2 separate regions of the Mus musculus genome follow, and region 1 is linked to region 2. Evidence: chromatin loops called from intact Hi-C (ENCODE). Cell type or tissue: gastrocnemius. All regions are shown on one strand. Links, peaks and the distances in the headings refer to the core of each region. The heading gives the core; the rest is flanking DNA.

Region 1 (2,922 bases), core at 96-2,595, 1.1 Mb before region 2:
ATTTGGCATAGAATCCTCTAGTAAAGTGTATTGAAAGTATACAAATATAAATTTCTGAGAAGATGAAGATAGTACAAAAGACCATACTACTTCCTAGTAAATAAAAACAAATAAAAGTAAATTTTTACACAAAAAGTAGCATACATGCCCCACAGTAGCTATGGTTACCTGCATGAAACCTCTACAAGACCAAGCCACTTAAAATTTTAGTATGGAAGGCGTTTATGGAGAAATGATCTTTACTAGGGACAGCAAAAGTCACTTTTCTTTAGAAATAACCAGTTGGCTCCATATTCCCGAGTGGATGGCCACACAAATGGGTAGAAGTAATTGAACTCCATGGATTTAAAGAAAAAAAAACCATGAACAAATAAATGAAAACCAAAAAGGAAATGAGGTCAGGAAGGAGATGTGTTATGGATGAGTTGGAGAGAAGAAATGGAGGGTGAATAAGATGAAGATATATTTATGAAAATATCAAGGAATGAATAAAGTATACTCACTGTTTAATATCAGTGTAATTTGATAAAGACAATTTGTGACTTTATTTTTTCTTCTAAAAACAAGGACAATATTTTATAGGATTAACAATATTTTATAGGATTAACAATTTGAGAGATGGTCACTGAAATAATGCATATAAAAATGTGTGGTATCTTGGCAAGCTCACACTAACCATCTGGGACTGCAGAGAAGGATCAGTTGCTTACAGAACTTTTTATTCTTACAGAAGACCTAAGTTCTGCTCCAATATCCATGTTGGGTGACTCACAAATCTCTATAACTCCAGCTCTAGAGAACTTGTCACTCTCTTCTGACCTCCACCGACACCTGTACGTAAGAGCACATACTTTCATGCAGATACAAAAGTTTTTTAAAAAGTAAATCTTTACTCAAAAAGAGGCTATTCTTAGCATTATCCATGATCATATGATCCTATAGAACTGAGTGTTGTCCGGTTCTATATTACAGCACTGTATTGGAGCCGAGCTAAGCTGGAAAAGGCATAAGGGTTGAAAACAACTCTGTGTCTATTACTTCATCCACTTCTAGATTTGGGATGGATGTGTGCATAGTATCCAAAGCCAGCCAGAGGTTATATAGTGAGAAGCTGACTCAAAATTAAAAATAAAAATATTTCTAATGTCTGATCATGCCAAAACTATGTTCACTTATAAAGTAACTGTAACTTGTGGTGCAATGTCACATTGTAAGTTTTAAAGTTAAGAACATACCAATAAATTTAAAACAATTAAGTTTATTTAAAATTGAAGTGATTAAAAAATTAGGATGTTTAATGTACAGTCGTGTTAACCTATTTTCCACTAGGTGGCAGATGTTGTCAAGAAGTTAGAGAAAAGAAAAGAAAACTCTATCACTTCCAAAGCTGACCAGTAGGTGTCTCTTTGCAACCACGTATCTCTGAGCCCGTGTATAAAATACAGGCAGGTATAACATTTTCCAGTCTTTCTTGTTCATTGGATAGATAGCATCATTATTACTCTGCAGAAGTATAAACCAAGCACTAAAGAGGTGAACTCGAGGTGAAGGACTATTCACATTGTCTCTACCCAGCAGGAAAGGAAACTCAAATTCTACAAGAGGAAAAAGAGGTTAAATACAGATGAGTAGCAGAAAGCACCCTATTAAATTTTTTTCTCAGGTTAAAGAAGACTTCCTATTTAAAATATCTCGAATAGTGCTGACCAAATGTGCAGATATTTACTCAACGAGTAGCATTCCTGCTCACTTCTGAGAGACAGAGAAAGTTAGTAGATAAGGAAGGGTCTGTCTAGTGAATACATAAGAAATGATAAAAATCCCTAACCAGGGGATGGCATCCCGACATCATTTTCATTGGTACTGTTTTTATTCCAAATTCAATAGGTGCAAGCATGCGCACACACACACATGCACACACACCTGCCCAGCTTTAACGACGGGAAAACATGATCTCTTTTTCTGTCTTTCTCTCTTTTCGTGTGTGTGTGTGTGTGTGTGTGTGTGTGTGTGTAATTTTTTTCCATATTGCAACGACAGTCTTCAATATACAATTCGAAGTATATAAGCAGAATACTGCATGGCCATAGGATTCTGCTAAATTTGCCTTTTATGCTAGAGAATATTTATCTAGTTAAATGTAAAGTCAATTAGTATGTGTAGGAAATGTTACTTCTATAATTTTAAGGGATAGTTTACTTTTTCAGAGACTGAGTTGAATTAAAAATAAGGAGTGAAAATATGTCTAAATTCATATAGATATATAAACATGCACAAACCCACAAAGGAAATTATACCACTGTCAACGAAGCTCCAGTTAATATTATAAAAATTTGTTCCTATCCAGCATATTTTAAAATTAATAGTATTTTGTAGTAGTGTACAGATACTACTGACTAACCCAATGACTTTTCATCAATTCACGTTCTTCACAACAGGTATTAATGATCCTGCCATGTGCTGTGCCTCCAAAGAACTATGGTTCACTTTAGGGATGGGCCCAGCACTATATGGGATATCCTATTTTTTCATGGCCTAGGTATTTCACTTGGAAATAGATTGACTTCATTTTCTTAACATAACAGACAGCTTCCATCCACTATCTTTCTATATATGTGAAGACCTACATGTGTATAGTATAAATACCAACTATTCCAACCAAGACATTTCTCTGCTGAAAGAATATGACCATGTCTTCTCTGGAAAGAAAGGAAGGAAGGAAGAAAGGAAGAAAGAAAGAGAAAGAAAGAAAGAAAGAAAGAAAGAAAGAAAGAAAGGGAGGGGAAGAGGGAGTGGAGGGGGAGGGGAGGGAAGGGGAAGAGAGGAAAGGGGAGGGGAGGGGAGGGAAGGAAAGGGAAAAGAGAAGAGAAGAGAAGAGAAGAGAAGAGAAGAGAAGAGAAGAGAAGAGAAGAGAAGAAGCCA
Region 2 (2,842 bases), core at 1-2,500:
TCAAGTGAAGTGCTTGGTGGACCAGGCCACAGACCCCAATATCCTTGGCAGGACTTGGGAAGGATGGGAGCCCTGGATGTAAAGTCTGTGGTGTCACCAATCATAAAGCATTCTGTCTCCGAGAGGACCTCCTAGACCTTCGCTGACAGCAGTATATTTCTGACAGACAGAGGAAATCTACTTTATGGTGCTGGCGAGATGGTCAGATAAAGGCATTTGTTACCAATGCTAATGGCCTAACTAACTTCAATCCCAGAAACCCATATTGGAGGCAGTGAACCAACTCCAGGAAGTTGTCCTTTGACCTCCACACATGTAAAAAATAAAGAATATGACAAATATTTCTTCCTTGTTTCAAAGAATCAGCTCTTAATTTCACTGATTTCTTTGCATTTCTTTCAATTTTATTTCTTTAATTTCTGCTCTGCTCTTGATCATTTCTCCCTGTGTTCTGTTGTTGGGTGAGGTGGGTGTTTGTGCATCATGGTACATGTGTGGAAGTATGTACATCCCATGATGATTTGATCCCATGATCAAATTCAGATCATCAGGCAGAAGCATTCTACCCTGTTTGCATCTCAGATTTGTGTGTGCATGTGTGTGTCTATCTATGTCTGTGGGACCTTGAAAGGCAGCCTGTTTTCTGGTCGAGCTAGGTTTAAACCCCAGAGACCCAGCAGATTAGTCTTCAAGGGACGGAAGGAAGTTTGCCACATGCTCCCAGACACTAGGCTCCTGACAGGAGGCCCCAGCTCCATAATTCTGTGGCCATCAGTCACACAGGCTGTCTGCATTCCACCCCCACAGTTACCTGGCAATAGCCAGGTATGTTCCTCCCTACAGTTACCTGGCAACATCCAGGTAGGCCAGCCCACTATAAAAGGGGCTGTGCAAAAAAAAAAAAAAAAAAAAAAAGCTGGGCGTGGTGGCATATACCTTTAATCCCAGCACTGGAGGCAGAGGCAGGCGGATTTCTGAGTTCAAGGCCAGCCTTGTCTACAGAGTGAGTTCCAGGACAGCCAGGGCTACACAGAGAAACCATGTCTCGAAAAACCAAAAAAAAAGGGGGGGGCGGGGGGGCTGTGTGCCCCCTCCTCCCTCTCTTACTCTCTTGCTCTTACTCTAGCCCCTTGCTCCCTTGTTCCCCCTCTCTGTCCACATTCCCTTCTCCCTCTCTCCACGTGGCCATAGCCGGCCTCTACTTCTCTACTCTCTCCCTCTCTCTGCCTTTCTACAATAAATGCCTGAAAACCATGGACTGTCTCTTCTCATCAAGATTCACCATGCTGCAATGGAGCAGGTCTTCCACTAAGGAGCGGAGCCTAACCTCCCAAAGGAGGCCTCCCTGTGTACCCAGCTACTTCCACCACCACCAAGCCACCCACTGAGCAAGCCACTTGAACAAGCTAAGGACTCTCCTCATCACCAGCCAGAGTTCTCACCTCCTGCCCTTTAACCTTTGGCCCCAGGCCAGAGCCTGCCCAAGGACCCCCACTCTGTTCTCAGCTCTTCTGTGATGGCATCAGCGGTGTCCAAGAGCTAGAACCTGCCATCCTCAGCCTCCATGCAGGCCCAGGGACCCCGAGCCAATTCTGGCAGTTCTTCGGGGACCCCAGACTTAGCTTCCAGGTCTCAGGAGCGGGGTCCTGCGGCTTCTCACAGCCCGACACCCAGCCCAGCGGCGGCTGTGTGGGGTCCAAGCAGTCAGACTTCCCGTGTCCTGCTTCATGCAGTGGCCCGAGCCCTGGGCTCCACACGGCTCGACACGGGACCCCATTTTTAACCCACATTGGAAGTATGTCAATCCCACGGATCAAACTCAGATCATCAGGTCTGGCAGAAGCATCCTACTCTGTTGGCATTTCAAATTTATGTGTGTGTCTGTGTGCTCTGCTAAGTTTCCAGAGCTGCATATTTTGTTGTTTTTATTGCTGTTAGAACAACCTGTTCCTTAGTGTAAGTGTGGTATTTGAGTCACCTATTTCTGTGTTAGGGTTAATCTTTATGTCTAAAATAGCATTTGTTTTACGAAATTGAGTACACTAAGTTTTGTGCATATATGTTCTTGATTCAGTCTTAAACGCGTTCTCACGACCGGCCAGGAAGAACACAACAAACCAGAATCTTCTGCGGCAAAACTTTATTGCTTACATCTTTAGGAGCCAGGAGCGCAAGCCCCAAGCCCCAAAAACGAAAGGCCCCCCGCTTACATCTTTAGGAGCCAGAGCGCCAGCGCGCCAGAGCGCCAGAGCGCAGAGCGCAAAAGCGCAAGCAAGAGAGAGAATGGCGGAAACCCCGTCCCCTTTTAAGGAGAATTATCCTTCGCCTAGGACGCATCACTCCCTGATTGGCTGCAGCCCATGGCCGAGTAAAGGCAGAGTACATGTAGTGGAAAATTACTCTTGGCACATGCGCAGATTATTTGTTTACCACTTAGAACACAGGATGTCAGCGCCATCTTGTGACGGCGAATGTGGGGGCGGCTCCCAACAATTCAGTATGAAAAGACCTTTATCTCTGATAAGTTATGCTTTAAGTCTATTTGGCTTCAAATCCTGGTTTCCTTAGCATGGAATACCTTTGCTCATCCTTTCACTTTAAGATAGTGTCTGACCATTTTTTCAAGTGCTTCTCTGCCATTCGGTATTCCTCAGGTGAGAATTCTTTGTTCAGTTCTGAGCCCCATTTTTTAATGGGGTTATTTGATATTCTGAAGTCCACCTTCTTGAGTTCTTTATATATGTTGGATATTAGTCCCCTATCTGATTTAGGATAGGTAAAGATCCTTTCCCAATCTGTTGGTGGTCTTTTTGTCTTATTGACGGTGTCTTTTGCCTTGCAG

The links. Peaks named below come from ENCODE experiments on the same cell type or tissue, not always from the same donor. Only the 100,000 strongest peaks of a DNase experiment are listed, where the experiment ranks them.
Region 1: a loop joins it to region 2, with 17 times the contacts of the local background. A loop is called at or near these places in 2 of 42 quality-filtered maps.

What each region holds. Positions count from the first base shown.
Region 1 is chr16:14,700,169-14,703,090 of GRCm38, forward strand. No RefSeq gene overlaps it. Among named protein-coding and RNA genes, the nearest start is that of Snai2, 4.2 kb to the right of the region's middle. In gastrocnemius, for the core only: a CTCF peak has its summit at 1,373 (motif pointing right); no DNase peak of the experiment used is centred there.
Region 2 is chr16:15,841,894-15,844,735 of GRCm38, forward strand. Prkdc (protein kinase, DNA activated, catalytic polypeptide) reads left to right here. Exons shown (of 86, transcript NM_011159.2): 86 at 1-346. The coding sequence ends at 82. Among named protein-coding and RNA genes, the nearest start is that of Mzt2, 20 kb to the right of the region's middle. In gastrocnemius, for the core only: no CTCF peak of the experiment used is centred there; a DNase peak (open chromatin) is centred at 1,549.